2 separate regions of the Mus musculus genome follow, and region 1 is linked to region 2. The links are chromatin loops, found by intact Hi-C in ENCODE. Cell type or tissue: heart. All regions are shown on one strand. Links, peaks and the distances in the headings refer to the core of each region. The heading gives the core; the rest is flanking DNA.

Evidence for each region. Peaks named below come from ENCODE experiments on the same cell type or tissue, not always from the same donor. Only the 100,000 strongest peaks of a DNase experiment are listed, where the experiment ranks them.
Region 1: a loop joins it to region 2, with 2.2 times the contacts of the local background. A loop is called at or near these places in 5 of 42 quality-filtered maps.

What each region holds. Positions count from the first base shown.
Region 1 is chr17:9,760,593-9,777,055 of GRCm38, forward strand. 4930452A19Rik (RIKEN cDNA 4930452A19 gene) reads right to left here and starts at 15,274. Exons shown (of 4, transcript NR_045433.1): 1 at 15,251-15,274; 2 at 14,287-14,494; 3 at 8,794-8,987. In heart, for the core only: no CTCF peak of the experiment used is centred there; DNase peaks (open chromatin) are centred at 4,179, 4,649, 5,309, 7,869 and 1 weaker place; H3K4me3 peaks cover 1,428 bases; H3K27ac peaks cover 1,901 bases.
Region 2 is chr17:9,835,709-9,852,171 of GRCm38, forward strand. Gm34799 (a long non-coding RNA gene) reads right to left here. Exons shown (of 2, transcript XR_003952248.1): 2 at 9,000-13,658. Among named protein-coding and RNA genes, the nearest start is that of Gm34799, 63 kb to the right of the region's middle. In heart, for the core only: a CTCF peak has its summit at 9,934 (motif pointing right); a DNase peak (open chromatin) is centred at 10,103.

The sequences.
Region 1 (16,463 bases), core at 3,479-11,478, 77 kb before region 2:
GATCTCAGAGTCCAGCTGAGCATAGCACAGGAAATCAACATGCCTGCATCTGAACTAACTGCATTCTGCTTCATTGCCCTGCTTGCCAACAAATGTTTATGCTCTTATTGCCTAAGGTCCTATGATTCAAAAGGGGGCCCATATATTCTACCATAGCATCTCCAGTGCATTAGTACTTAATGGCCATGGGCCGTGGAGCGACACTGTTTAACCAAGGTTACTCTTTTTTTTTTTTTTTAACCTCAGTGCTATTTTGGTCTTGAGTGTGCTTCTGGCCTTTGTGGTTTTATGGAAATTCAGTGTCCTTCAAAGGAGAGGAAAGAGTGATGTACACCCAGAAGAAATCTGGTTTCTCAGCTCAGGCCTTGGAGAAGCTGGGAAGACAATATTCTGAGCTGCTCAGCAGCTGTTTCTGGCTTCTGTATGGTCTATCTGTCCTCCAGTCACTAGTGGAATTGCCATCTTAGTCCCATTTAGGGATCTGCTGTTCTCTGTGGCTTCAATCTCAAAATATTCTGTGACCGAGTATCCCCAACACTGCCCAAGAAACCCACACGATAACTCATAATGAAGAAGGTTATTCAGTTCCATTCACTGTTAGAGAGGGTTTAACAAAAATGCCCAAATGAAGGCTCTTAATTGGAGCTGAAAATAATAAACAGATGGATGGATAGATAGATAGATAGATAGATAGATAGATAGATAGATAGATAGATAGATAGATAGATAGATAGATAGATAAACAGATCCAAGATTCAGAAACATTTGTTCTGGGTACAATTCATACTGGAAAACAAATTGTTCTGTAATCTATAAATCCCAGAGATGACCCACATTGGTTAGAATCTCCAGTCTCTTCCCAGTTTTGAAGGAATTTGAGTGGCTACGTCAGGGAGAGTAAAGCTAACTTCCATGTAAAGTGAATGAACACCTGAATTGGAGGGTATAAAGATGGCCTCTTTATCAGTTCAGGCCAGTTCTTGGACTGAGGGAAGCTCTCAAGGCCCGAACCTCCTTCCTTATCATGACTGCAACATATACGGGGCTGCATGGTACTCAGCCTCAAATCACAGATGGGGAAGAAGGATGCAGATGGAGACTAGCTTCCCAGCCACAGTGACAAAGGAAAGATGGCTACCACCTCTGCTTTCGTGCCCATGGTCAAGCCTGGTCGCCAGGTCTCAAGTGTAAGTAAATGAGGCTGGGAAGTAGCATTCCCAGCAGACCAACCATTTCCCAGAGATGAATTTCAGCCAGCCTAGAGCAGGCTGCATTTCCAAGGACAGACAATAATCTCTGACATGTAGTCATTTAGTAGTGCAGTTGACCCTTGGAGCAACGTCCTTGATGCCGGTAAATCCATCTCACACCTTTGGAGTACTCAGGAATCTACAATTCTCAAATATACCAGCAAACCTGTTCTGTCTTCATCACTCGTGGGCAGATATAACTAATTCTAAAAAACATCCTTACACTGAATTATGAATTTATGCTCAGGAAACTTCATACAGCGCCCACCTGTTGATGTTGCTTCTACCTTTCTAGAATCGTCTGGATTTATCTTTATTCTCCACTTGACAGGTTTTCAAGAGACCAAAAGAGCCTTGTGCCTCCTTTAGATGGTTAATTTTTCTAAACATTCTCATCTTCACATTGGGTTCTGTTGTCCTTCACACGAGAATACTCAGGTAGTGATGGTTCAGCCTTTACAGGTAGTTTAGCTAATGGGGTCTGGAGAGATGACTCAGCAGTTAAAAGCATGCACGTACACATACATACTTTAAAATAACATATCTTTAAAAACTATTTTGCTAAGAATAAGAACACAATATCAAGTAAACTGAAGCGGAAGCAGGGATGGGGAGACAGGATGAGAACGTCTCAGTGCACCCCCATTTCATAGAGAAGCATTGTTTGAGCCTCTTTCCTACCCCTCCTGCACTGCCTGCCTGACTGTAGGTGGGTTACCCGTGGCCATCTGTTTTCCCACCAAGCCTCCCTCAGCCTCTGTGCACTGTGGGGCATGGGTGCTTGTTTCCAGTCAATGATTTCTGAAGCTTAGAAAAGGAAAACACAGCAGAATTAAGATGATAACAAAGGAGGCCTGAGACCAAAAGGCCCTGCATGTGGGCTTCTCATCCCCAGAGCTGCGCTCTGTACGGCGAGGTGGCCGTGTATCAGATGCTCTGTCTCTTTGCACCTAAAAGAATTAATAAAGTTCAGATTAAATATTAAAAAGAAAAGCTCTAGCCCACTGCTCCTGCAGGAAGGCTGAGAAATGGAGAGTTTATACTCTGCAGGGCTGGCTTTATAAAAAAAAAAAAAAAAAAAAAAAAAACTTAAGAATACTTTTTTTGTACAATTAAATTTTGCAATTGGAAATTGCACCGTGTATAAGAACACTTTACGTTGGCTGTGCTGTTCTGTTCAAACGATCCAGAGACGTAGTTGGCCTCTTGTTATATTTTATTTTGCTCTATTTTGATGGGAGAAAAGGGAGGCAGAGTTGTGAACAACCTCTTAATACAGTTTAGAAACTTCGTGTGCAAAGGGCACTGATATAGTAATTACCGGTTTTCTTTTATCAGCCGCCCTCCTTTGTCACCTCTGCTATTTAAAGTTACTGTTCACACACTGTGGCTAATTCCTTTTGTTAAATTTCACATTGAATGCAGCTTCCTGAATGTTTGTTATTGCGGGCCTATGGATGTAGGCTTCTCAGATAAAGGAAAAGCCGGGTGCATCCATCTGTAGGCAAATTGAAAATGAGTTTAACCCCTTGACTTCCGCGTCTCTGCACCCTTAGGCGGAATGTGTTCAACCGGTCTGACTGACAAGATTTAACAATGTAGCAACATCTGTGTTTTATTTTTTAAGGGCATTTTCTAGAACATCCAAAGCAACTGTGTCTATATGACCTATATGGTAATGCAAAGAAACTCACTTGGGGAGGAGGCCCAGGACCATGGCTGGGGAAGAGGAGAAAGAAAGAAAGAAAGAAAGAGAGAGAGAGAGAGAGAGAGAGAGAGAGAGAGAGAGAGAGAGAGAGAGAGAGAGAGAGAGAGAAAGAAAAAAAAACCAGCGACACTTTTGAAATTGGAAAAGGTCTATTTTCATTACTCCCGACATATTTCCTGACAGCTCATCAGGTTATTGCCAACCAGAGGAGTTTCTAAGCCAAGAGAGGAAAACAGAAAGGAGAGGGAGAGCAAAATTTTGCCCCCCCCCCCCCGCCCCAAAGTAGCATTAGTAAGGGAAGCCGCCTGTTTCTCTTCTTTCGGTGTTTGTTTATTTGTTTGTTTGTTTGGGGTTTGGGGTTTTGGGCTTTTTCTATTTCAATTTTCAGAAAGAAACGGAGGTGGGGAGAAAGCATCAGAAAGCGATCAACCGCGTCTTTTTCTTCCTCTCGGGCTAATTTTGAAACAAGAGAGGCGAAAAGGTCAGCCACATGGGAAAGAGAAGGGATTTTTGCATTGTTCATGGGGGAAAATTCAACATTGTTTGATTCGCCCCTTAAACATTTGCTGAATGTCCCCTGCCCCGACACACTGTGGTGTTCCCAACCTTGTACGAGAGAGAAAACTCACTCGGAGCTCTAAAGGGCCAGGAAGACTGACGCAGACAGGCAAACACACAGGTGGGGAGGAGCTGGTGCAGGGGAATGACAGGAAAGGGCTGCTAAGTGACAGGACAGTCAAACTCTCCAGAGCCTCCCAGATGACCACCTGCAGAATCCATGCTCCCAGAGGAGGGCAGAACAAGCCCTAAGACCCTAGGCCAGAAAAGGGCCATTCGTACTATAGAACGCATTATGGTGGATTTGAGACCAGGAAGAGCATAGGGATGAGGCTACGAAAGCTGCCAGACCTAGAATTTTATCCAAGGTCCATGGGGGAGTTAGTGGAGGTCTTTATCTGTCGATTTAACAATTGTTGTTAAAGAGACTCAAACTCTGGGGGGGTGGGGGGGAAGAGAGAGGGAGGGAGGGAGGGAGGAGGAGGAGGAGGAGGAGGAGGAGGAGGAGGAGGAGGAGGAGGAGGAGGGAGCATTGCCCACATTTATTTCACCCAAACTCCACCCACCTCCTAATCAACGCCTTCTCAATTTTATTTTATCATGTCTTGTTTTTGAGACACAGTCCGGCGTGTAGCGAGCTGGCGTCAAACCTGTTATGTAACTGAGGAGCTCTTTGAACTGCTCTCTCTCCCTACAGCCTTAACCCACCCCCCACACCCCAACCCAATACAGGAATTCAAGCTCCGGGATTGGCCCGGAGCTTCCTCTCCACCGTGGGAGCTGCCTGCCAGCTAAGCGCCCCTCCCCACAATTGTCCTGCAAACTCTTAATTCTGCTTCTTTCCCACATAAATAATTCAGTGTGTATCACACCGGAACACTGAGTAGTTCCTTAAACGCCGCACTCTAGAGATCAAACAGCGTGCCTGTGTGTAAGAGGAGACTGTGCACGTAATTTTCATTTTACTTCGCTCAGATCAGAATACAAGGACGGCTTCATGTCCTGCGTCTGGTTGATAGTCACTTTATTCCCTCTTAATCTGTAGGCGCCTTTTCATTGGAGGGTTTAAAGTAAGGGGATTTCGTACTTCTTGCGTGTTAAAATCTCTGCTTAAGCCCTGTGTAGTGAGAAGCTGTCCTGAGAGCTCGCTCTGTAGAGGAAGTGGCAAGCTGAGGGAATCTGTGATGGCGACCCAGCAGCTTGTGGGAGCAGTCCACACTCAGGCGACCCCAGAGGAGGAGAAAAGAATTCAGAAGAGTATAAGGGACTGTATACTGACAGTCCCGGTTTTTTTCTTGGTAGAATTTAGCGGGCTGAATTTTCAGATTACAAATGTATATATATATACCCGCATAAATGAATCAAATTGCCAGTGGACCCACGGGTGGAAACATAGATGTATTAAAAAGCAAATTAGGTCTGTAACACGCTTAGACAAAAGTAGGATAATACAGCAAAAGGGAGTCTCAAACTCACACAATAACATCCTCTGTTTAGAATACCCCACACGCCCTAAAGTAAGATTGTTTCTAGTTACCCAAAATTGATTTCCTTTCAGAATTGATCTTTTTCCTTGAAATTCTCACTGATAATTTAAAGTGACAGCATGGCCTGGTAGAATTAACTATTCTTCCCAGAGAGACAATAAAATATCTGACTTTAAATTTAAATTCTATTAAGAAGACCCAGGCACTGCAGGTTACTTGAGCCAAGCCTGTAGATTATTTCTGGGTCCTGGACTCTTAAGGGCCAGCTGACCTATAGCCAAGCCCCATCCTACAGGCACGCCCCGCCCCACGGCCAACCCATCCCTTGTCTCTCCACTCTTGATGGCTTTGGCCAGATCTCCCTCTCCTGCCCTCCATTTATCTGCAGCATGTTTTCCAGTATTCTTGCAGAGTTAGGAGTGAGATTCTGAACACTCTCATAAACTTTGTTCTATGTTCTTGTACCCATGGGCAGCTTTCTGTACGCTCATTGCCCATTTGAATTGAGCTTTCAGAGCATCTAGAAGTGTCACTTATGAAGGCAGCCAGTATGCTCAGAGGCCCCTTGGGCCTCTCAGATCCTCTATGAGCCTCCGGTCAGTTTCTTAGGTCTGACTGCCACTTAGAGCTTTAAAAATGGAAGAGCTAAAAAAAGGAGGGAAAGAAGGTAAGCAAGAGAAATCCATCATGGGGACAGCAAGTTCCTTTCATTAATATTATTTAGCATTAAATGTCAACCAGCTCTGAAGCACCACAGGTGCAAATGAACAAATGGTCCCCCAGGTAGTTATTTCTACTCCTCGGGTCCATGCTGTCCCTCTCCCCAACAATGACATCAGGATTCGGGTTGCACACCAGTGGTCCCTGCTCCTTGTAATTTTGAGAGCATGTGCATAGCTAAAAATAAGAGTAATGCCTGCTGTTCCTGTCCTAAGCATGATGCTCACTGACAGCAAGTTCCCTGACTGAAGCAATGCTGTGTAGGACCATCTATCTCTCTCCAGTGATATGATTCCCATTTCCTCGGGTTTTGGCATGGAACCAATATCATTACTACAGGTGTGAGATAGACAGGGTACCAGCTACTGCTCCCAATTCTATGCTGTCGGCCTTCTGCATTCCTTCTGCATTTCTTGGAGAAATTTGAGGTTCCATCTCTCCAATGCCTGTCTTCTAGATAAGTTGTAAAGTGTAGATTGAAACAGTAGTAAATGTGATCTTTTTAAGCAGCAAACAGACAAGAGCTCTGATATTCTTTGATCCTGAGCCAGCAAGAATGACTGTCTAGGTAAAGGTACTTGTCACCAAGCCTAAGCTGAGAGGCCTTGAATTGAGTCCAGGACCCACAAAGTGGAAGGAGAGATCCAGCTCTTGCAAATTGGTGTCTGACCTCTTCATAAGTACTGTTGTATGCTTGCATGCATGCACACATACAAGCATGCACACACACAAGCATGCACACACACAAGCATGCACACACATAAGCATGCACACATACATGCATGCACACACAAGCATGCACACGTATAACAAATAATGATATATAAATGCAAAAAAGAGTCCTTTGATATTTTCATTGGATAAGAAAAACCCCTAGAGTTCCTTATATTTCTGCAAATGATAGGAAGATTAAAAAACAAAAAACCTTTCCCCTGATTCTACCAGAGCAGAGCATTTGGTTCTTCATTAGAGGCCTAGAAATCTGCTGAGCTCAATCCCATGCTATCGATATGACCCATTTCCCTCCCTAGAGCACCTTACAGATCAATAGCTCAACCAAGATGCTGTTCTCTGTGGCTTTCTCCACAGCCGTGCCTCCAACAGCATGGCCCTCATCCACTTGAGATGACTCTTTCACAGTCTGAAGGCTCTTCATTTCCTATAGGCGACGTAGGGTAATTAATAATTACTATTTTGATGGTGAGCATTTTGCCTTGTTCCAGCCACAGAGCTAAGCTTTTAATATAAGTTATCTCACTTAATCCCTTCAACAACTATTAAGATCTCTTCATTAAATGTATGAGGCACCTGGGATTTGGGACGTCTAAATAACTTGCCCAGAGTCACCTGACTGAATTATAGAAACACAACTCACGCACAGCTTAGGTTCTTATTCCTCACTTCCTTCTGGAAAAGTGCTTTTATTATTTGGTCATTAAAGCCACCCAACATCATAAAGTGGTGTGTGTGTGTGTGTGTGTGTGTGTGTGTGTGTGTGTGTGTGTGTGTTGTGTGTATGAGTGTTGTAATAGTTTGTGTACACATGTGTTTGAGTGTGTGTCTATGTGTATATTTATGTTATGTGAATGTTGTGTATGTGTGTTGGTGTGTGTGGTGTGTGTGGTGTGTATGTTGTATGTGTGTGATGTGTGTTGCATGTATATGATTTGTGAGTGTGTGTTGTATCTATGTGGTGTGGTGTATATGAGGTGTGTGTGTGTGAATATATGTGTGTGTTTGTGTGTGTGTGTGTGATGTGTGTATGGTATGTGAGTGGTATATGTGATATGTTTATATGTGTGTGTGTGTAATGTGTGTATGGTGTGTGAGTGGTGTGTGGTGTATGTGTTGCATGTGTGTGTGTGATGTGTGTTTTGTGTGTGATATGTGTGTATGTGGTGTGTGTATGGCGTATGAGTGTTGTGTGTGATATGTGTTGTGTGTGTGATATGTGAGTGTGTATGAGTGTGTGTGTGTGTGTGTGTGTGTGTGTGTGTGTGTGTGTTTACTGTTTGATCAAACTCATTTCTTTTGTTAATTTTCCAGCTGAGGGAGCTTCATAGCATTTCCTTATTCCTCAGGGAAGTGGATTCTTTGCAAGAACCCAAGGTCAGCTCCCTGCAGGGCTTCCTGTTAAGCAGGCAGGAAGTGTGCAGGAGTCTCCAGGAAGCCTGTCAGGGGGAGATTCCTGCAGTTGAAAGGGCAGAACCATCAGGAGCCAGGCTGGCCTTAGGAGTTGACAAGAAATAGATGGAATAATCTCAAAAATAGAACAGGGGATTGAAACTTTTGTTTTAAAATTAACAAATATTTTCTACTCATATGCTATGAACTATGCTATTCTATGCTCTTGGTCTGCAGTTTCAGTAAAAGTTTGACTAAATCCCGAAGAAGGGCTTCATTTAGGAAAAGCCTGGTTGTAAGCAGTGCAGAACTACTCTATCCCAGAGCCAAAGCCGGCTAGCAGCAGACAGTGTGGCAGCTGGGGGCAAGGGCAACTCAAAGGCACTGGTCTCTGATCCTAAGCACCCAGAATGCCATCTGCTGGGACATTCATCTTTAATAAATCATTGAGAACAAGAAACACTATGCTAGTTTGGGATTAGTAAAACCAAGTTCAATTAGGGAGTGAGAGAGAGAGAATTGTCTGGGTTCTTATGCAAGTACAAAGTGTAAATTTACAAGGGACAGGTCACATTCCTTCATGCCTCGTGAGAATGGTCTCAGTGAGCATCCCATCCTCCCATGGCCCAGATTTCCTCCATTTCCGATGCAGAACCTCAGTTGCATGAATGTTACAAGAATTCTCTGCCTAGACTGCCTAGATCCCACCAGGATCCAGCATGCCATTTCAAAGCCATTCATCCTGTTCATCTCATTTACTGTTGGCCTCTGATTACAGCACCCCTGTCAACTCTTTTTCTTTTAAGAAGGAAGTTGACAGTCATCCTTACCTTGGCTTGCTTCCTCCTCTAGTCCCTCATCAAGGAAATCATCAAGCATGCTCTGTCGCCTTTTTCCCAACTATCTCTTAAATCCATTTCATTCCCAAACCACCATCAGGAAGTACCTCACATTCCTGGTGTGTCTGCTACACAATCTTCTGTGGTGGGCAGATGGATGGATGGATGGACAGAAGGACAGATATGACCCAGGTCAGATCATGTGTATCATGACTGCATCTCCATGCACCATCTTGCTTTGCCAGTGTTGATGCCAAGTGACAGCTTTAGATCCCAAGGGTCTTGAGCATGGACAGTACCCCTTTCAGAACAGACAGAAACATGTTTCCTGATGTGACAAAGCTTTCTGTAGGCCTTGCATTTATCCTATCATAGGGCCATAGACTATCTCTTATCATTCCCTTCTTCCTGTGACCCACTTCATAAAGCTTGTCTCCATGAACTCCCAAGAACCCATTTCAGTTTCTGACATCTCAAGTCTTCTTCCTCTCCAAGTGTCTATTGAGTGGTCACTTCATTAGAAAAGGCCAACTTTGGGCTGGAGAGATGGCTCAGTGGTTAAGACTGCTCTTCCAGAGGTCCTGAGTTCAATTCCCAGCTACCACATGGTGGTTGCTCACAACCATCTGTAATGGGATCCAATGACCACTACTGGTGTGTCTGAAGACAGTATACTCATAAATAGATAGATAGATAGATAGATAGATAGATAGATAGATAGACGATAGATAAATAGATAGGGAGATAGGAGATAGAGAGATAGATAGAGAGATAGATAGATAGGGAGATAGGGAGATAGATAGATAGATCCTAAAAATATAATAGAGAAAAAGACCAGCTTTCTTTGAGAAATCAAAACTAGGAGTTGCAAAAACCTTCAAAGCAGATGTTGGGGTGTAATAAAATGACCCACTGATAACAGGGGAGATCTCTGGGACTAGTCAGGACATGGATAATCAAACAAGAACTGGAAGATTTCACAACATCACCTCTCTGCCACCGTGGATTAATCTGAGGGTGCTTTCCTTTAATAGGCAACCCGCATAAGTACACAGCAAGACGTGTTCCTTAGTAGAAACAGTTTAGATTTGCTTGCATCTCATTGTTCTGCACCCACAAGACCCTATGCAGAGGTAGTGTGACATGTGTAGTGCCAGGACCATGTGGACTTCACTCAACAAAATGTCCTGTGCACTACGGAGTCACATGACTAGGAGTTAACAGGTGATACTCATTTGAACTCTTTGGCAGGCACCCCAGCTTAGAAAATTCCTCAGAAGAGGTGACTCCAAGCAGAACTGGCATCTGACTTTAGGATAATGTTTTGGCAGGAATGTTGGTCCACTTGCTCACATTCTGTGTCATTGGCACTTGCCACAGACACCTGTGTCATTTTTTACACACACCCAGATAACACCTAAACACATGAGGTGGGGCAGGAATTGCAAGGTCTTCCCAGAGGGTCAAATGGAAAAGGTAGATCCCTTATTTTGGTCCTTGCCTGTCAGTTAATATTTTTCACCCTGAAGAAGTGTCTAAATTTTCCAACAGCGTCTTTAAAATTCTGTACAAGGCTTAGAGAGCTGAGCACATACAGTCATGTTTGAAATCCCTGAATTCCCTGACATAAGAACATTTTAAATTGCTAGGCGTTACCAGTGAAGTGACACACCAAGTGTCCATGTTGTATCCGAATGGATGGGTAAAAAGTGGCTTTTTCTGCCATTTAGATCTAAATCTCTCGTGAGTGAAGTCAAGACATAGTCTTCAAACAGGATGATTTTTGACATGTCTTTTGTGATTTTTCCATCACGAATGAGTGATGTGCATCTAATGGTATAAATATTTGATTTTGTTCCTCTATTATACAGAAGTTCTTTGTATATTAGGTGTGTAATTGGTCATCTACACTTTCTTGGGGTATCGTTTGCCTTTTGACTTTACACAACACACAGATGTACAGAGTCAGTTTTCAAAGTATGACAATATCACTTTTTTAAACATTAATCTGGACTTTGGATTCTTTTCAGATTTTTTTTCAGGATAGAAATATACCTGATACTGGTTTTTTTTTCCCAAGAAGGCTGACAAGTTATTTGAATATCACTTATTGTAAAAGTGTTGTGTTCCAAAGAGGTAGTGTGTGTGTTTTCATATCACTTTTGTATTATACTGATTTTTTAATTTTTTATTTACTAGTACTGTGTATCTAGATATTATACAAGTGGGCTTGCAATAGCACACATGAGGGCATCAGAGGACAGCTTTGTGGAGTTGGAACTCTCTACCATGTAGGTTCTGGGGATTGGGCTCAGGACATGAGGCTTGCATTGATCAAAGCTGTATGTGGGTTTTGAGTATAAGCATCAAAGGTGGCCCTTGGGCTTACACCATGTGGCAGAATCACATGGCAGGAGACACCTTTACCCTCTAAACCATCTCACCAATCCAGTCTAAACTTTCAATGTGTACTTGGAGTTCTTCCTAAACCTTTAATTTTTTTATTCCTCCGGTCCTTAAATGCACTTGGGGTTCTTACAGAAGATTTATATTTTATTGGATCTTTTATCTTCCTTTCCCAGTAAACTTCAGCATCCAGCTACCTGGCTTTGTGAAAAATGAGTGTATCTTATGCACATTTGTGTGTATGTGTATGTGGTGTGTGTGTATGTCTGCATGTACGTGTGTATATGTGTACATTTGTGTGTGTGTGTATATCTGTGTATATGTGTGTTTGTATTTGTATTTGTGTGTGTGTGTATATATGTCTGCGTGTACGTGTGTATATGTGTGCATTTGTGTGTGTGTATATATCTGTGTATATGTGTGTTTGTGTGTTTGTGTATATCTGTGTGCACACATGTTGCACTAAACTCAGAGATGATCCTGGAGGAAGCTGTCATGAAGATGACAGTACAACACTTGTATCCCGCTAAGTCTTTCTGGGTGTAGCAATGGGTTGTAATTGATTTTAAGCCATTATTTTTTAGTTTACTCTTATATATTTTACCTTATAATGCCACAGCTATTGGGGCTGTTCTCATTTTTTATGCGTGCTGATAGGCCATTTGTGAATATAAAGGCTATTGATTTTTATATGTTAATTCTATATTCTAGCAATTGATTACTCTTTTTCAATTAGATGAGTTTTACGATTAGTTCTTTGCAGGGAGTTCTTGGTATTTTATTTTGTCAGCTGAGATAATTATATTGTTCTCTAGCCATGTTGCCATTAATTCTTTACTCTGATCCAGTAGCATTGGCCAATACTTCTAGAACAATGTTAAATGTAGTAAGTCAGTGGGGATCATTTCAAAGGAATGGCTTTAGTGCATCCCAATTAGGACTGATTCTGGAATTAAAATTAGGACGTGCATTAGCTAAGCCCAAGAGGTTTCTTATCCTTCTGTCTTCCTCCCCATTCCTGTTTGTTGGGATCATGTGATGCCTCTCAGTCTGGCATGAAAATCACTGTCCTTGACCTGCTGTGTGTTTGGACTGTCCGTGTTCACAACTCTGCTTCCCTTCATACAAAGATATACAAGGTATTTATATAAATAATATATATTCTAATATATTAGAGATTTAGATTCCCAGCCCTATTTTTGCAAGATATTTTATAAAGAACGGAAGAGACTTTGTGACTATTTTCCATAGTTTTAGGGATAGTTATATGATTCTTTTCCTTAGATCTAACTATGATATATCAATATTCCTGATCAGCCATGGTGGAATGAATACACCTATAATCCCAGCACTCAAGAGGCAGAGGATAGGGGGACTGGGTCAAGTTGAAGGCCAGTATGGTCTACACATAGAGAACCTATCTCAAAAATCAATCAATAAATGAATGAATAAATGAATAAATATTCTTTTCTAATATGAATCAAATTTTCACAGTGAGTGACTTTGGATTTTCCCATCAGTGCTGACAAATGGGCTTGATCCACCATCTCTTGAGGGTCCCCCATTGTCTGTGGACATGACTCAGGCCTCCTAAAACTGATCTGGACATGCCCTTGCATCTGTTTCCTGGAACAGCACTTCCATGTGCACAACATCCCCTCGGACTCTGTATTCTCTAAGGAGTGGCACCTGGCACACATTTCTATTTCTCCTGCAGAACCTGTCTAAATATGTTATATCTATTAGGGGTCATTCTAGTAAACTTCACTGGACTGGGAAATGATCCTCAGGCTTTCCAAAGTTACCCACATCAAGGTGCATGGATGCTCATTGACGCTACCTGCATCCATGTGCTCGCGTGCTCATCTAAGTTTCCGGCATAGACGTGCACAGATGCTCATTGAAGCTATCTGAATCAATGTGTGCGGATGCTCACCTAGGATTTTCTTGGCTCTCCCTGGTCTCAGGCGCTCTTTATTCTTTTGTTTTGTAAAATCTTATCCATGTTTTCTATGTTTAAATTAACTAACACTTTTTTCTATTCACATTTTAAGAACACTTTCTCCTTACTAACATAATCTAGCACTGTCTCTACCATTCTGTCATTCTGTCACCTCTTCCTACCCTTCCTGTCATTGACCATTCTTGGTTGTTCTGTTTCTGTTTCTACTTTGATATTTTGTTTCCTTCTATTGTTTGAGGAAGATTAGGCTTCTGTCTCTTGCTGTGTAGCTCAGGCTAACCACAAACTCTTGCCTCTCTTGCCACACTGGACCCCACCCTTTCTGGAATCACACTGTGTACACAATCACCGCTTCCTCTTTCAACTTCTAGCTTTTTGTCCCAATTGCTTCCTTTCCATGTCTTTTCACGTCTTTAGATGCTTCCTTGAATCTCTTCAATTAAGTTCTCATTGTTAATCACAGCTCATTTCTGTTTCTCAGGTTGTTTTGTTTTCTTTTGAACTATATTTACTAATGTGTAAGCGTGTGTCTCTGGTTGTGTGCACAGGGGTTTTAGGTGCCTACAGAGGGCAGAGATGTTTGATTTCCTTGAAGCCAGAGTTCCAGGAGATTAAGAGTTGCCTGATGTAGGGGCTGGGACTTGAACTTGGGTTCTCTGAAGTGTAGCACATTTTCATAACCTCTGAGCCATTTCTCCAACCCTCGTAGCTTCTTTTCACTTTATCAGTTTCTATGTGCTAATTCCAGTATTCTGTTTTCTCCAGATGGGCTCGCAGAGCACAATTTGTGTTTTCTATTCTCCTTCCTCAACGGGGCAAGGTTCCTGCTTAAAATGTAGTTTTCTATCCATCTGTTGTCCTCTGGGTGGTTTTCTTAGTGGTTCTCAAGGTGGGAGAGACATATTGGTACACACCCTACTCTCATCTCCATTGCTCCTGTTTCTTTCTTTCCTCTCTGGCATGCCCCTGGTGGGCACCAGATCCCCTTATTCATACTATCCACAACATGAGAAAGTAGCATCTCAGAGGCCACAGCCCCCAATGGTGTTCAAGTCTCAATCCCTTCCCTGAGGCCAGTGTTCCAAACAGCAGGAAAGAAGGGCTTCTGGGGAGATGGCCTTGTCCATGCCATCCTGTCTTCCTGAGCCTTCCCAGCAGACCCTAGCCCTGAACCTAGCAACTTCTAGGGTTGGCAAGAGTGCAGGTAGAATCTGGTTACTTCTCTTCTTACATACTGCTCTGTAGGTCGGGCCGTCCTGCGTCTTCCGGGAAGTTGAATGTGTGATTCATGGGTGAAAACTCTAAGAGGAAGCAGCTGCACAGGGGTCACATGCTCTGCTCCCCCATACTCCCCAGAAGATTCCTCTCTTCTCCTTGACGGGTCCATCTTTCATGTTCTGTGCAGCAGGATCTAAGCTCCTGGAAGACCTGAGGTCAGACTTTAACAAAGGCAGAAGTGTGAGCACCAGGACGCAGCCATATTCAAAGGGGCTGGGAATAGACATCCCTGGGGAGTCCCTTGAAAATTAACTGAAACAGGGTTTGTGACAATAAACACCTGCCATGTTGTGCATTCTTTAAAATGTCACCACTTTATCCAGCTACTAGAAAACATCTTTCCGGGCTTCCCTGGGGACATACTTGACCCAACCTACTGGCTCTTTCAGGGGATATTCTAAGAACTTACATGGCAGGGATTTAACACCTACTTAGCCCAAAGCCAGCCTTCTTTTCAAAGCTGAATTGGCAAATCTGGAACAGGAAAGCACTAAACAATAAACAGGCATTTTCCTACAGACACAGAGACGGAAGCTAACAGAGCAGGCGCAGGCATTCTAATGCTGGGCATGCCATCTGTCTTTGCCTCTGCGCTTTTTGCGAATGTGGAGACAACTGAGCACTCTTCCAAAAGTGGACCCTGTCCTAAAGTAATATTTCTAGTTCAGGGGTCCTTAGTCACTGTGAACTTTTTCTCTTCACCCTGTCAGTGTAGAGTCCCACAAGCAGCAAGTGGGCCCATCAAGCTAATAATAGAAAAACCATTTTCTGACTTCCTTCCTCTTAGTTGCTCCATGATCCACCCTCCCCACTAGTACCCCAATCCACCTCAGTCCTCAGGACTTGCCTCTGGCTCTCAACAGCAGCAATGACTGCGTCTCAGTGAAAAGAGGAGATGGATAAAATATTACCCTAACCTCAGCGGCATGAGTAAAGCCCTTATTAGAATTCGGAGCCTACAGCTGGAACTTCCAGCATAGGACAGGAGATAAAGTTCCGTATTGTTAGCTCACAAGTGGCTTGGACTTCCTGGCAAGGGCAGGGAATTCCTCAGTCATTTATGCAAGTTTTCAGAAACGCTCCACTGTTCCCCAACAAAAAAAGCATTCAGGGTGAGAGTGGGGGCTCCCCCACCAGACCTGGAGAGTGGCTTTGGGGACTTGAATGGACGCTTCGTCCGGTGTCAATGGTCTCTGTGGGAAAGGCAGTGATGTCACCGCAAATGCATCTAGGGTTTTGCTAGGCCACCCTTACTTGCTACCCACTTCCTCCGTTGTTGTCTGACTTTCTCTCCTTTTCTTTTCCTCTCTCTCTCTCTCTCTCTCTCTCTCTCTCTCTCTCTCTCTCTCTCTCTCCCTCCCTCCCTCCCTCCCTACCTCTCTCCCTCCCTCCCTCCATCTCTTTCTCCCTCCCTCCCTTCTTCCCTCCCTCCTGCCCTCCCCGCTTCCTCTTCCTTTTAGCTTCTTTGAGGCCAGTACTTCCCTGCAAGTGCAGCTCAAATCCAAAGGCCCCCATCAGTGTTGTTGCCATGGCAATGCCAGCCTCCTACACGGTCTTCTTTTCTCTTTTCTTTCTTTTTGGCATAAAAAGTAAAAGAGGCTTGAAAGCAAGGGCAAGAATGAGAAGGGAACAGAGCCAGTTTGGCCCTGCTCGGTGTCCATGCTGGATGAGAAAAGACTGAAGCAAATGAGGGATAAAAAAAAAAAAAAAAAAAAAAAAAAAAAAAAATGACGGGACCCGCAAGTGAGACACAGCAGAAGCCTTTGAGGAGCAAAGTGTACTCTTTCACTTTCAAAGCTTCAAAACAGTCCAGACCTCTGCTTGAGGCAGCACAAGAGATGGATGAGCCAACGGACAACAGAAGAGTAAAGAAGTTGCCACAGGAACTAGGGTCCTACTTGCAAAACTGCATCCAATCCCAACATTTAGAGGCAGCTCCATCAGAACTCCGCCCTATCCTCAGAAGGGAAGGAGAGAGGAGAGCTTTAAAGGGGCTTTCATCTCTGCGAAGAGAGAATACTACCATGTGTGCTCGGATGTCCAGAATGCCAGCTCTACTGTAACCTGGCTGCAGAAACCAGTTCCAAAGGTGTCTGCTGTGTCTCCTCATCCATTGCCACTAACGCTACA
Region 2 (16,463 bases), core at 5,334-13,333:
GATTTATAGACAGGAACAAAAGGAGAGTGAATTTCCTTTCTATGCTGGTTTTCTCAGACCTCATGACATATGCAGAGTTTTACATGAACTATGAGACTCCAGAACACGGAACTGCAAGCCATTCCATCAAAGCACATTCAGTCCAATTGAACAAAGACCCAAGAGAGACATCCATGATCATTAGTGAGATATTTCTATTCAATGTAGTCAGTACTGGGATATTTCCTGATTACATATTTTGGAGTCTTATAACATAGGCATCCACACTACTGAACTCTATTTAATTTACTTTCTACCCAACTCCCAATTAAAAGGTTGGAGTTTAGAATCACCCACATTGACTTTCAAATTATCTCGTTCACAGATATCACCTTCCTCGTTTATACATGCAGGTAGTATATGCTTTCTGAAGGGTAGCATATCCTTCTCTAGGATCGTTGTTTTCCCAGATCTTACTTACCTTTTGGACCCAATTTTACTTGCAGATTGACTTAGTAGAAGATGCACTGAGCTACATTAATCCACCTATTCATCAGTCATCCATCCCACATCTATCATCCATCTTCCTACCTTTCCAGCCCATCAATATTAGTTGAGTGCTGAGCTCCAGAGTGGTCTCTGAGCTTGTGAGTGGGACCAGAGGGGAATGAGGAAGACAAAGCCAAACCCTGTAGAATGGAGAGCAGGGGTTTCTGTAAGAACATCCCCATTTCGTGGGTTCCGTGCATTGCTTTCTTGCGGCTTAGGAATCGGCCGAGTTTGGTTGTGAGGAATGTCCACTGGAGAGTCACAGCATCACAAAACATCCATAGCCCACTATGAAAACCTGGGCAGGCTTGCTTGTCCTTGGGAGTATGTCAATAGCTTCTGGCCACTACAACAAATGTCCAAGATAATCAAAGCACAAAACCAAAATGGTTCTCTTGGCTCACAATTTTGGAGTTTTTGGTCTATAGTCTGTTGCTCCCACCAGCGATGAGTACGTGGCAGAGCAGAACTCCTCACTTCCTGCCATAAAAGGAAGAGGCTGAAACTCAGAACTCAGTATGAGGACACACTTCCAGTGACCTCACCGCTCTCCACTAAGACGCCCCTTAAAGCATCAGTCAAGGAGTAAGCCTTTAACATATGGTTCTTTGGGGGTTGTCTGGAACCGCGCTACAGCAAGGTTTTTAGCTATAAGTTGGGTAACAATAGTACCGTCTTAGGGTTTGTGAGAGGAAAAATGAAAATATATAAGTCCCGCCCATAGTGTCAAGCAAGTCTGTGCCCAGTAACCATAAGTTCCTGTGATTTTATCGAGACTTTCTCAGCTGAGAATTTGATTTTGTTTTGAGCCTATCTTGGGATGACAAGCTGCCAACCTCTATTCAAACCCACTGTTCATGGTACTCCTATGCCGCAGCACTGCTTAAAAATAGATGTTAATTCCCCCCAGGAATGAACTGAGTCTGTGCACCTGTGCCTTCCCATCTCACGAGGTAAACCCTGTCAGCTCCCTGACAAGACGCTCGTCAAACACGTTTGGTCCCTACCCTTGTACTGTGAGACAAAAAGGATCCAGGAACCACTTCCCCAGGGAAAAGAATCTTGCTCATTAGGCAATGGCTATGGATTCGCTTTTGCTATAAACTCATTCTATTAGTTCCAAGAAATCAATTGCAATAAAAAAAAAGTCTCCTAAGGATGAGAAGAGAGGCTAGATGGTGTCAGAGTTCTGTGCAATATGAAGTCTTTTTGAGAGACAGCAGGAATGAGACCCATTACCTCATCCCAGGCACATTCCAACCCCACCCTGGGTTCAGACACTGGGCTCTTTCTTCTAAAATTAGAATGTCCTTGGTCTTTCTGGGCATTCTATGCTCTGTGCTATTTCTCTGTGTCCTGTGAATTGTGGGTGTGTTTTTCTTAATTTACAGAGACCACTTAAAAATCTCATCCAGTAATGGTTTTGTCAGGCTCTGCCTAATGATGAGTGGTGTTGGGGACTGTTTCAAAGACATCCCTGCAGTTCATTAGGAGATGAGGATGTCAGACTGTCAGACTACATTGCATGCATCCCAAGACTGAACTGAGTCTTTCCCAGTCCTCCTCCCAGAGAAACAGCCTCAAACCTGTGAATCCCATGCAATAGAGAGTAAACAAATCGGCGGGAGGGTCACAGCACCAGTGGGTTCCTCCTGATGGGAACTAGTCAGAATTGGGAGGGATTTGGTCAAGGATGCTCCTCATGCTGAATAACAAACACAGCCGAAGAAGCTGCCTGTAGCTTGTCATGGGTTTGGGGAGCTCACCTCTGACATCAAGGAAATATTTATATGTGTGTGTATATATATATATATATATATATGTATATGTATATGTATATGATGTATATGTATATGTATATGTATATGTATATGTATATGTATATGTATATGTATATGTATATGTATATGTATATGTATATGTATATGTATATGATGTATATGTATATGTATATGTATATGTATATGTATATGTATATGTATATGTATATGTATATGTATATGTATATGTATATGTATATGTATATGTATATATCTCACTCACATTGCCAATTGCCAGTTTGCAGGGTTAACTTCATAAGAGATGGCATCCTTATTTACCTTTGGGTTCCCTAGACAACATCTGGTATCAGTCATTTTGTGCTGATTCATAGCCCCCTGGATGGGCAGCATTAGTCACATCAGCCCATGCCAGAGCTCCATATCTGCATCTTGTTGTTTAAGCATCAACTGTCTCTCAAGGTCCCCTGCTTCCTTCAAATGCCATCTCCATTTTCCGTCTCTCCCACACAGGAGATGACCTCCTTCTCCCACCACAGCCTCCAAATGCAAATCTGTCCTCCAATCCACTGATTAACCTTCTTGGGGGAAGACGAACACAAACAGTTTCTGACAGTCGCAGCAGCTTTTAGCAGAAGATGGTCAGATACAGTGGGGCAGTGGGAAACCTTCTGCAGCTGAACACAAAAGCCCCCTGTGTTCAATATTTTCTTTGATATGCAAGCATTATTTACATTTCAAGTCAAACATTAGTACATTTATTTATTTCTATGTTTGTGTGTGTGTGTGTGTGTGGTAGAGGTAGGGCAAGGGTTGCACATGCCGCAGCTTGCATGTGGCGGTTAGACGACTACTTGCAGAAGGCAGCTCTCTCCTTTGACCATGGAGATCCCAGGGATCAAATCCAACTCCTCAGGCTTCGCAGCAAGCACCTTAACCACTGAGCCATCTTGCTGGCTCTATTTCATTTATTTAAAGCCTTGAAAATATGCTGAACGTATAGCTGGGTGTGAGAGCCCTTTTCTGGCTTATATAAAGCGCTGGATGCCTACCTAGGACCAAAGAAAAAGAAAAATATTATATATATATATAATAAATTTTTATAGATATTTGGAAAGAAAATTGGCTGATGGCCAAGGTAGTTCTGATAAGCATTAGGCTAGTTCAGGCTCAGCTTCTATGTAGATAGAAAGTGTGAACATTCAGGTAAACAGCTACAGAGAAAGCTCTCCTGTGCATTGCACGGAAACATTGGTAGGAATTCTCTGTCCTGGAGAAGGTCAAATGGGTAGCTCTACCCCAGGGAGGCTGTCACCACGACAAGGTTGTGCTGCAAAGATGAAGCTGCTGAGTGCGGTAACCCTCCCTTGTCTGGGGCTGGAGGATTAGCACGCTTGCCTGGACTGATGGAGTTGCACCTACTACCCACCCTCTTCACCTTGCATATATGATGACTGTTGTTAGAATTAGCAAATGCCTAGGCCAGCAGAGGGATGCAGTCAGTAAAGAGCATCCCCCTTGAATATCAGAGCTAACGTCCACTTTCAATGTTCTTCACATTAACTAAGTGAAGATGAACCAAGGCTCCACTCGGTTATTGCAAATGCCAAGGTCTCAGGCTTGGAAGCAACGTGAGCTTAGGAGCAGCCTAAGGGTCATGGCATCACTAAGTAAGTAGTGCCTACCCGGGTTCTCTCTCTCTCTCTCTCTCTCTCTCTCTCTCTCTCTCTCTCTCTCTCTCTCTCTCTGTGTGTGTGTGTGTGTGTGTGTGTGTGTGTGTGTGTGTGTGTGTGTGTGTGTGTATTCTTCCCTGACTACATAACCTTCTAGAAATCTCTTAGGGGACCATTGCCAGGAAAGCCAAGAGAATGGAGACTCTATCCCTGGAGATAAACTCAGAGCTCCATACCCTCTCCCCAGGAATAGTCAATTCCCAAGAAATATACTAATCTTTCCCTGTACATCTTAGACAATGCCTGGTCGCCCATAATTCCAGAAGAGTTATACCATTGTAAAGGGATGGGAGGTTCTACTACAGAAAATGCTAACAAAATTTCTGCAGTAAAAAAAAGAAAAAAGAAGAAGAACAAGAAGAGAAAAAGGAGTGATGTCTCTGAAGAGGTGGCGGATGGGAATTTTGCCAAAGGGCAAATAAACAAGATCCTGGAATTCTTTTTATTTATTTATTTATTTATTTATTTATTTATTCTTTTCCATTTTTATTAGGTATTTAGCTCATTTACATTTCCAATGCTATACCAAAAGTCCCCCATAGCCACCCACCCCCACTCCCCTACCCACCCACTCCCCCTTTTTGGCCCTGGCGTTCCCCTGTACTGGGGCATATAAAGTTTGCATGTCCAATGGGCCTCTCTTTGCAGTGATGGCCGACTAGGCCATCTTTTGTTACATATGCAGCTAGAGTCAAGAGCTCCAGGGTACTGGTTAGTTCATATTGTTGTTCCACTTATAGGGTTGCAGTTCCCTTTAGCTCCTTGGGTACTTTCTCTAGCTCCTCCATTGGGAGCCCTGTGACCCATCCGATAGCTGACTGTGAGCATCCACTTCTGTGTTTGCTAGGCCCCGGCATAGTCTCACAAGAGACAGCTACATCTGGGTCCTTTCGATAAAATCTTGCTAGTGTATGCAATGGTGTCAGCGTTTGGATGCTGATTATGGGGTGGGTCCCTGGATATGGATCCTGGAATTCTTGTTTGTAGAATATCTTCCCTAACAAGCAGAGGGCAGCATCTTCAGATCACTCTGGTAAATGCTTCCCAGGATGTCGGGCCTGATTAAGGATGTGTGAGGGTTATTGAGTTCTGAATTAGATGCACTTTAATAAAACAGTGGAATGTTCTTATCTGCCCGCACCTGCATTGATTGTGTTCAAAAGGTCTGCCCTTGGATCCAGGTCAACGATTTTACATAAACTTACAGGAGATTCAGACAGCATGTTCGTTTGTCGATTCTGTAGCCGTCTGTTTGTTAGGCTTCAGTACTCTGAGCCTAGAAGACGTGGCTGCTGCTGCTGCTGCTGAGGAGTTTATTTTTTCCTCTTGTTACATTCCGCTTAATCTTCTGACCACACTTAATTTTCTGAAGACTGTATCAATAAGAGAACTGTATTTCAAGTGTTTTATATCTGAAGAGGCCTTGCATACAAATATGAAATACCCAGTTACATTCACTTTGGAAACGTAGACACAGATCAAAATAACACACGGTGAGCATTTCACAATTAAAATTAAGAGCACAGATTCTGGCAGTGGGCAGATGATGGCAAAACACCAAGGGAGTCCAATGTGTGTTTTATCTACTTGTTCATAAAGGAACTATGTCTGTAGCTGAGACTGAGCAAAGTAGGGCAGGAAGGAATGGGGTCAGCAGGTCATTTGCAGAGGACTGTGATCAAACAGAAATGTGCTAGTGTTGCCTGACAGGGCTGAGCACCCACCAGTATTCCAGTAGGACCTGAATTGATGGGAATGTGAACAAGAGAAGAGAGTGTATTGGGAGTGTATTGTACTGTAGCAAATTATATACATGTACAAAAATCTCACAATAAAACTCATCACAGATAAGTGATGATTAATGGTTAGTTCTCATATCGTATAGACTAGGTTAAGGGACACCAGTGTGGTGGTTTGAATATACTTGGCCCATGAGAAGTGGCAGTGTTAGGAGGTGTAGCCTTGTTGGAGGAAGGGCGTCACTGTGGGGGTGAGCTTTGAGGTCATAGTCTTCAGCTCGACCCTTCTCCTGGCTGCGTACAGAAGGAATAGTCTCTTCCTGGCTGCCTTTGGATCATGATGTAGAACTTTAAGCTCCTTCTTCAGCACCCTGTCTACCTGTAATCTGCCATGCTTCTTACCATGATAATAATGGACTGAACCTCTGAAACTGTAAGCTAGCCTCAATTAAATCTTGTCCTTTATTAGAGTTGCCTTGGTCATGGTGTCTCTTCACAGCAACGGAAACCCTATGACACCCAGATACGATAGTTAGTGTCAGTTGTTAGCTTGAGAAAATCTAGAATCACTTGGGAGATGGGCCTCTGGAATCACCTTGATTACATTAGTTGAGGTGGGATGACCCACCCACTGTGGGTGGCTCCATTCCCTATCCTAGACAGTGTGAATGGAGAAAGGAAAGTGAACACAGCAGGCTTCATTAATTCCTCTCTATCCTGTGAGTGTGGATGGGAAGTGAGACAAAAGGGTCTGAGGGAGAGGGTGCTGCTTTTGCCTGTCTGCTTTTGATAAGTGCATCCACTCTGTTGCTGCTGCTGACACTGCAGAGGGTGCTCTGCTGACATTGGAATCCTGCCTCTTTAGCCTACTGCCATGGACAGGAAGACCTGCAGTGCTGCAGGAGTCTTCTAGCCCTTTATCATAAGATTGGGACTGCTGAAGCATTCTGCCACATGGCCTGAGAAACTATTGGGTTCTTGGGCTCACCAGTGTCCAGGCAGGCAGCCATAGTTGAACTGCCCAGCTTCTGCCATGTAAACCTGGCATTATATGTTCATTCCATGTGTTCTGCTGCTCCAGAGAGCTTCTTTACCCACAGAGCTCTCTTGGCTCTTGGATATGTGGCTTCAGACTGGAGTTTCACCACTGGCTCTATGGTTCTGAGACCTTTGACCTTGCGATTCATGACACCTTAGATCTGCAGCTTAGAGATGTTCTATTGTAGGGACCCACATCCCTGTTATGGAGTGGGCTAATTCTCTTTTAAGCTCTCTCCTGTGTCTGTCTGTACTTCCGCTCAGCTCTGTTTCTGAAGCCCTGACTACCCTGTACCTGAAGCATATACAGAGCACCTTCCATTTAAAGGGTGAAATGGAGAACTTGAGCAGATGCAAGATCTTCCCACTTCAGGCTCCTCCTCCCACTGCAGGCTTGTCCATCAAAGGTTCCTTAGCAGGTAGAGAGTTCTGAACTCCTGGGAGTCACTCAGCCTTCATGACCCCTCGGAGAAGATATTTAAGAGTTGAAAAGGGATGAGCATGACCAAGCTGCTCAGTCATTTTCAGCCTTAGACCTTCGTTAGGACAAAGGGAATTACCAGAGAACTGCTCTGCAGGGATGTCAGAGAACAACTGACCTTTGAGTAACAGTCTGTATTGCATAGTCCATGTACTGATTCTCTGGAATCTTAAATGTAAGGAAACAGAAGAAAACAAAATTTATACTTGTCACAATTATACAAAATATACACAAGTAATAGCCACTTTCACCATTAACTCCATAAAATATACACAGGTCTACTATGGAAATTTAAAAGCTATCACAGCTTACAAACACAGAGTACACTTGAGTTCTGAGTAGAGAGAAACGTTAATGGCAAGAAGTAAAATGTCTCTGAGCTATGCACACATGACTCCTCAGTGTTGACAATGGCCATTCCATAGCCACCTCTAGCACTATTAGGTAGGATCAAGTGACCCAGACATTACAGGACCTACAGCAAGAGTGATGTATAGCTCTGAGGACAAGTGACCACTCACTCAGGGGTGAATACTTTTAACCTGAAATAATAATGCAAGCTCCATAGATACTTTTCCTGCTGCTGTGACAGGCAAAGTCAGAAATTCATGGCTTATTCTTGCTCATAGTTCAAGGGTAAAGTCCACTATTGAGGGGTGGGGGTGGGGGAGAGCTAAAGTAGCAGGGGCTTGAAACAGCTGGTCACAAGACATCCACAATCTGGAGCCAGAGAGGAATGACTGAATGCTGCTGGAGCTCAGCTTGCTTTCTCTACTCACCCAGGCCAGGATTCCAGCCAAGGAATCATGCTGCCCACAGTGGGCAGGCCATCCCACCTCAGTGCAATCAAGAGTCCCCCTTAGGCAAGCCCTGAGGCCTGTCTCCCACAGGGTGCTAAATTCTGTCAGGTGAGGTACTAATGCATGTTAATTGGCTGTTTATGGAATGTCAATGGAATGTTCAGCAACAGCCCGTTGACTGTCCTTATGTTTGGAAAACTCAAACTCAAAACCTAGAGACGGATTTGTACTGCTAGTACCAGGGTAGCCCTCAGCGAGTCCCAAGTTCCCTATCTTCCAACTTAGTCCCCATCACTCTTGTCCAGTCACTCCCACTCACAATGGGGCTGTGAGGTAACATTCAGAAGGAACAGCACCAAAAAGATTGGATCTGGACCCAAACGGCCATGAATGAAGCCTGAGAAACTCCCTCTCTTTCAGAAAACAGAAATTATAGGGTCTGATGCTGGCAGGGAAGAAAGGTGTATAGGGCTGTAAATAGGTTAGCCCTGATACAGTGGCCACGCATGGCCCATTACTGACATTATCCTCTTCAGGGGTGCTCTGCCCATTAGCCAGGAGAGTTATAAGAATGAACGTGGATAACGAGAGACCAGAGAGTACTCTTCATATCCAGTCCTAACCACACTGGAATTACTGCAGGGTCTGTTTGTCCCTTACCCCATGCAGATTCAGAGAGCCTCTTCTTCCTTCCCTCCAGTTGAGGTGGATGGGAAGGGAGGGTGTGGTGACAACTAGGGAACAAGACCAATGAGACAGGACTAGGATAGGGTTAGAAACCCCCTGGCCCTATAAGCCAAGACAAAGGGAGAGGGCACAGAAATGGCTGTACTATGCTTCCAAGCATGTCAATGTCAAGGCTTCTCCTAATAAATCAGGGCTGTGAACAGATCGCAACACACTCTGAGACACTAGCGGACACTTGTTGATGTCAAGTACCTCGAGGCCTTCACACTATACCTGCATCAGAGCATCAAAGCTTGAGAAGTGGATGCATTTCAATGGAGCCACTTACTCTTTCATTTCAAGTATATTCCTCAATAGATTCTTCAAGTCAAACAAAGGTACAATTAATTGAATCATAGACACTGAAGAGCACAGAAATAGAACCACAGATGAGAGCTCTATTCACACTCTAATTGCTTCCTGCAAACATAGGCCTCTCCAGACACCACTGCCTTAAACTGTACCTGTGCACCCATAACCCTATAAACCAAAAGCAAACAACAGCCACATATGTGGACCAAACACACTTTCAGCCCTATGCAAACATTAGGAATCTAGATCTCCATAGACCAAGTTGCTTACAGTAGTGTTGTCAAAAGGCAGAGGACTTGTCCCAATACAAACCATAAAACTAGGAAGTTTAGTATGCAGTTGGGTGAATCACAGAAGATTGTGACCATTCTAAGACAGTGAGGAGATGGCTCCGTGGCTGCAGTACTTGCTACATACGCATAGGAATCTGAGCTTGGGTCTGCAGCATCCATATGAAAGGCTGCTGGTAGCAATACACAGCTGTAACCCGGCATGGGGCAAGGACCCTGGGGGCCCCATGACCAGCTAATTCAACAGACATAGTGAGCTTCCAGGTTCAGTGAAAGAGTGTCTAAAAAAAAAAAAAAATCAGTCAGCAAAGCAATGGACAGAGGCAGCTCAATGTTAATGCTGGCCTCTACACATTCTTGCACACATGAGAGAACCTGCACAAATACAGATACACACATACTTACAGGAAAACTGGGATTACATGTGGGCAAGATGTTTCATACCACACTGCTGTTGGTGCTTAAGGAAATGGCAGGTCACCTGACATGGTTGTCATGCTCCAATACCACCTCCAGATGGCATAAAGACCATCTCAGCCTTGATCCACAAAGGAAGGGCCAGGGGCACTATGGATCTCTCCCTACTGTACTTTAGGATTTAATGTTTGAAGCACACGCAAAAGTCTGTGGTCCAGCATTGACTTAGTTCTGCCAGAGCCGGGGACCTGGGAATGGTGGTTTTGTCCTGGATAACTGGGGAACCACCAGCTGAGTGCATCCCAGGCTGAGCACTACATGAAGCCAGAAATGTTTTTCAGAAAGCAAGAACAGGAACGAGATTGACTTGTTTGTCTGCAGCCACGATGAGTCATTTGGCTGTGAATAGTTGCTGTTGGCTATGAATGGCCACTGTTGATAGAGGGGCAGAAGAAATATCAGATTCTTCCAGCATCTAAGTGTTGAGTCCAGGAGTCAGGCATAAAAAGTGTTTGGGGGAACTACTGCTGACCCTTGCCAAATTTTATTCGTTCATGGCAAAATGAGGGGGAAAAAATGACAGAAGGAGTTTTCTGTAAACTTAAATACAGTCATGAATATTGTCTTATTTGAGAAATTAATTTTCCATCCTGCCTTCCATGTCAAATATCCTTTTCCTTGTGCAATTATAATGCTCTGTAAGATAGAGTAGCTATTTGATTTTGTTTATGATGTCCTTGCTGGCAAAACATGAGATGGGTGACACTGTCAGTCTGCACTTTCTCTCTCAGGCTTTTACCAGCTGGGAAATGGAAAAGTGAAGCCGAGAGAGAGAGCAGGAAGGCAGCTGCCATGAGGGGTGAGGGGCCTTTACTCTCTTTCATTATAAACTTTTGGCAAAAATGACTGAATTGTCTCAGCAACACCCAAGAGCTCTGGTGAGTGGCTGGCTCTGTGTGTGTGTGGGGGGGGGGGGGGGGGGGCTGAGCACCGGAGTGTCCTCCTTTGCCTCCTAGGCCTCCATTTATGTTCTAGGCCAGAAAAATAGATGGAGGACCTTTTTAACATGGAGCACAAGGTATTAAACAAATGTCACTATGTCAAGCGCCTATGTCCCTCATTAGAATTAAAATCCACAGTGTCCTCATCTTTCTAAACACAAGTCATGCCAAGATGCAGTTCTAAGGACAGGAGGCAGGCAACGTGCTCTGCGGATGAGTCTGGAGAAGAGTGTGGGTGAGGGGCTGTGATTAGTGTTTCTTGGTTCAAAGTTGCCTCCCGATCACTTCCTCTCTGGGAGTCTCTTTCCAGCCAGTTTCTCTTAAGTCTTTTAGAGCAGCGCGTCCTTCACCTCCTGGAATTTGCTGTTTCCTTTGTTTTTTGCTCTCTTGACCTACAGCAGTTCATCTCTCTAACCAGGGCCACTTGCTATAGAGCGTTTCCATCTCCAAACGTCTGGCACAGGTTGGACCGGAGACAAGCATGTCTTCTTCAGTTTAACTGTCTGGCGGGACAGACCCCTCCCACCAGAGTCCTGTAAATGGGTTCACCCGCACCTCTGTTCTTGCATCGAACAGGTCTGCCTATGACCCCATGCTTCTCTCTTGGCAATCATTTGCTCAGTCACTCAACAGATTTTATTCTCGAAAGTATGTGAAGAAGTGGCTGTGTTCTCAACATGTGTGATGCTCTCATCCTCAGTGGCTTAAATGTCTCTCCCTCACAGGAGAATGCCTTGAAGGAGGTGGTGTGGCCATTGCCATTTCCAGTGCTTGGCACAGAGTGTATATGTAGACAGTGCTCTGACAAAGAGAAAACAGCGTAATCATGTCCTTTTGAGGACACTCTGTGTCCTGGGCACTAGGGAAGCAACATATGTATTAATTAATTATGTCATTGAAAACTCCACATTGTCCTACCCCTTATTTATTTATTACCCCTTCTACAAAAAAGAAACTGGGGTTCAGAGAAGTCAAGTGATTTGGCCAAGTTCAAGCAGATGATACCTGATAGAGTCAGGATTCGAGCACAGAAAATTGGTTCTAAGTTCTTCTCAGTAGAACATTGCACCATTCAGTCACAATGCTTATTGAATAAGTTAATGAATGGACACACCCCAGGAAGCAGAGATGATAACATGGCTAATAAATGCTTGCTATGTTAGCAAGCACGAAGCCCTGAGTTGGATCTTCACAACTCACACAAAAAAATCCCCAACCTGTTGGCAGGTAGAAGGAATCCCAGAGCTGGGGAGACAGGTGGGTCCCTCGGGCTCACTGGCTAGCAAACATAACCAAATAAGGGAGGCCTGAGCCAATGAGAGCCTGTGCCTAAAAAAAAAACCGAGGTAGGCAGTACCCTAAGGAATTACACACAGGTTCACATTTGCCCTCTGCATGTGCACACATGCACACATATGTACCCCCACTAACACAAACAGACTTATATAATAACATGTGCTAGGATCACAGGAGTGCTAGTGTGATGTGCCCTGCAACCTGGTGCTCCTTATAAATTCAAATAGCAGAAGTTCCCCCCATCAGCCTCAAATTCTGAAACCTTGCTAAGTATTTCCTTTAACAGTTTACACATGTGTCTATCGATTATAGGTGGTCTCACAATGCATTCATTGCAGAGCTGTTTGGGAAACGTTCCATAATGAGCTCTTCCACAGAGCTGAACATATTTCCTATCTCCTGAGTCCTTTTCTAATTCTCTTAACTCAGTCTGGGAAGTTTAACATGTAAATACGTTTACTTCAAGAGTTCACATTTTAGTCAGAAGGGGGGAAAAACAATTAAGCTGAAAATTGATGGTTTTGGAAAAGATACAGAAGGTTCACAGTATGCTGATTGGAAAAAATTCTAATGAGTAAATAAGAAAGAAAGAAAGAAAGAAAGAAAGAAAGAAAGAAAGAAAGAAAGAGAGAGAGAGAGAGAGAGAGAGAGAGAGAGAGAGAAAGAGGGAGGGAGGGAGGGAGGGAGGGAGGAAGGAAGGAAAGAAGGAAGGAAGGAAGGAAGGAAGGAAGGAAGGAAGGAAGGAAGGAAGGAAGGAAGAAGGAAGGAAGGAATAGAGAAAGAAAAAGGAAAAATGTGCTTTCCCCTTTTCTCATTCACTGACTATTGACTAAATAAGTACTGGATGAGGGCTGTCCACAGATTAATTTGTCAGTTCGGTGTGCAAGCTCCCCTGAGCTCACTACAGCTTGGACTCAGTCCTTTCACCTAATTCCATTACAGCGCAGAGACTGGATAAAAGGAAAGATGAATGATATTTAAAATTAGTATTTCCCTACCCAGGGCTATTCTACAAATCAGATAGTATCAATTGTTTTCCTAGTCCCAAGTTGATAATTTCAGAGACTCGATCCTGACCGCCTATAAAACAGAAACCCCCAGTGAGCTAGAGTCACAGCTGTGGCTTGCTCCCACCCCCCAAGCAGATTCATTCATTTGGACTTAGATTTCAGCCTAGACAGACTCCCATGGAAGGAGAGGGTGGGAGCCTGAGTTTGGCAGCCTCTGAAGACCTTGAAGAATTGGACCTCAATGCCTCGGCACGTCTTTGTGAAGATCCTTTCTTACTGGCCATTTAGTTTTCCTCTCTTGAAAGACATTCTTTAGTAATGTGGGTCACTTAGAATCTTAAACATGGAGCAGACTGTTACAATGATGCCATTCAGGACTGTGCAGGAGGCAGGCTCTGTGGGATCATACACAGGAACTGGGACACTTAGGCACGTTCCCAAGGACTCAGCAGCCAGACACTGGACACAGGGCAGTCACTGCTTCCGGGCCAGGAGACGACAGGAACACTCTAGGGAGAGAAAGAGACACTGAGAATAATCTGTCCTTTCTGGTTTTCCTTTTCTATTTGTCAGAAAAAGTCACACTGATATATATTTAAGAAAATATATTGAAGATATAAATATGGTTTTATTGGAGGGGGGTTACAAAGTATAATACAGAAAGTGGTAATCTAATCTGTTATTTCATTAGCAAAATAAACAAGGAGGGAAGTAAGTATTTTAACAAAGGTCTAAGTTTAACTTCCAGATGTCGGACCCTTGAGGCCTTCATGCTCCTATTATTCGAAGGCAATCATATTTTTAAATCTTATATTTAATGGACTTGCCTGAACCCATTTCTCTTGAAATAAAAAAAAAAATCTAGGGAAAACAAATAGGGGGGTCTCAATGAAAACAAATTCAAAATGCACTATAACAGCCTACATGTCCTCTCATCAGTGAGCCTACCCAGAAGTTCTCAGTGATATTTAAACTACCCTCAGGGACAATAAAGCAAAGTGTATTGATACTATCTGAAACCGATGTATTGGAGGTCACATTAGTGTCACTATTTAGAGCATGTTGTCCCCAGAGGACACTCTTGTCATGAAGCATTACTAAGCAAACTAGAAGAGGGGCCAGTGGGCCAATATTTCAGCCATGGAGAATCAAAGCAAGCTGAAGAACCCTTTTCTCTAGCAACGATGCTTCACCAAAAGCCCTTTCTTATGCAATGATGGCCACTGAAAAGCACTGGCAGACACTTTGGAACTTCACTTAAACCTATAACCATGGCAGCTTACTTGGCAAGTGAGCTCTCTTAACAAGGCAAAGAAAACCAACCTTGGGATTCCTACATTTTCATTCATTCATTAAGAGAAAAGTAGGGGCTCCCTCCTGCCTCAGCAAACACAACACACACGGACACATGCTCAGGCTTGCAGTTCTGGAAAGCTCCTCTCTAGGGCTGAGGCAGGCCAGAGAGATCTGCAGTGTCATCAAGGACAATGTACAGGACTTCAGTGCATCTGAAGTTGCTGCCCCAGACAGAAGTGGCATTCCCTCTGTTACATGACTCTATCAAGGCCAAAGACGTCAGTTTCAGTCTCATTGGAGAATGTGTTCTGTTCATTTGCTGTTGGTCATGGAGCAGAGACTGCGATTAACAGTAAGGACCCTAAATGCTGGACAACAATGGTCTCTGGTTCTTCTGCCCCCTGAAAAATGTTCTCACAACCTCAGTGCAAATGTTGACTTCCTACAGGGTACCAACTATCAGCAGCACAGTACACCATGACATAAAAGACGCAGTGTAAGTGCTAGTCCTAGCCTTTTGTGTGATATCAAACCCAGCATTGGTGTCTCTGGTTCTCAGCTTCTCATCTAACAATGAATGCACCAGAGCCCTCAACCATGACACAGTCACAAGAAGGGGGAGGGGAGGTTAAATATTGAATTTGTAGATCTCTCTGTGTGTATGTGTGTTTATATATGTGCGGGTTCACATTCTTGTGGGTGCCTGCATGTAGAGGCCAGAGGTCAACTTCAAGCTCAGACACTTTGTGCCACCATGCTTGGTTTTTTCCCATAGGATCATTAGTCCTTATGCTTATATGATATACACTCCTTGCCAAGCTTTTAAAGAAACCCTTTTCTCAGAAAGAAAAATGATTATTAACTCGTGAATCTTAAAATGTGTGTGAGTAGAAACAAGCCTAGGAAAAGACCCAACCTTGTAAGTATAAAGGTCCATCTTACGCTAGTCATTCTGCTCTGGGAAAAGCTATGGGAGAAAAGGGCTGAAGAGATGGCTCAATGGTTAAGTGCACTTACTGCTCTGCTTTTCCAGAGGACCTGAGTTCAAATCCTAGCACCTACATCAAATGGCTCACAAGCACCTGGAACTCTAGCTCCAGAGGACCTGACCTCCACGGGTATTTGTACATAGATGCATACACTTGCACACAGACAGACAGACAGACAGGCAGACACATAGACAGACAGAGTATAGCCTTAGATGTTTCAAAACCTACTTTAATAAGGGTTCCTAAATGCTTCAACCTCCCTTCTAGCCCACCAACCAGAAGTAGGTGAAAAGAAAGGTTAATAGGAAATGGGCATTGTGGATCTGTTTAGAAGTAGTTCTTTGGGTGATTCCAATCTTCATTGTCAGTACATCAACAATCCATTCCAAAATACGGAACACAAATCAATAGTAGTGGCTCCATCCAGAAGAAACCATAAGGTTCCATAGCACAAGTCCTCAGAAGCAGCAAGAAGGAGCAAAAGCACCACAAGAAGTTCTTTGTTTCTCTCTATGAAGTCACAAGCGACGATCAGAGAAGATCAGCAAAGATCAGTGAAGAGCAGCCAAGCATTGCAAGATGTACCAATGCAAGAGCGCCCTCTCACTCTCTGTAAGATTATATTTATAGTCTTTCTAAACACCATGCACCCTCTCCATCAAAACATCCATTTGTCCTCTCACAAGACAGGTTCCAGAGAAACATCACATGACACTGACTCTCCTAAGAAACTAAAAATATCCATTTCATAGACAGACAGACAGACAGACAAACAGACACACACACAAATAAAAAGTAAAACAACTAGCTGTTTGCAGTCAGTTTTTGTTTCCAATATGGTGTCTTTCAGCTTTTTAAAATATGGTGAATGCCCTCTATCACTGAGTAAGTCAGGGCAGGAACACAAGTAGAACCTGAGGAACTTGCTCACTAGCTTACTCCCCATGGTTTGCTTAGCCTTCTTCCTTAGATAACCCAGGACCATCAGTCCAAAGTTGGCAATGCCCACAGTACGTTGGGCTCTCCTAC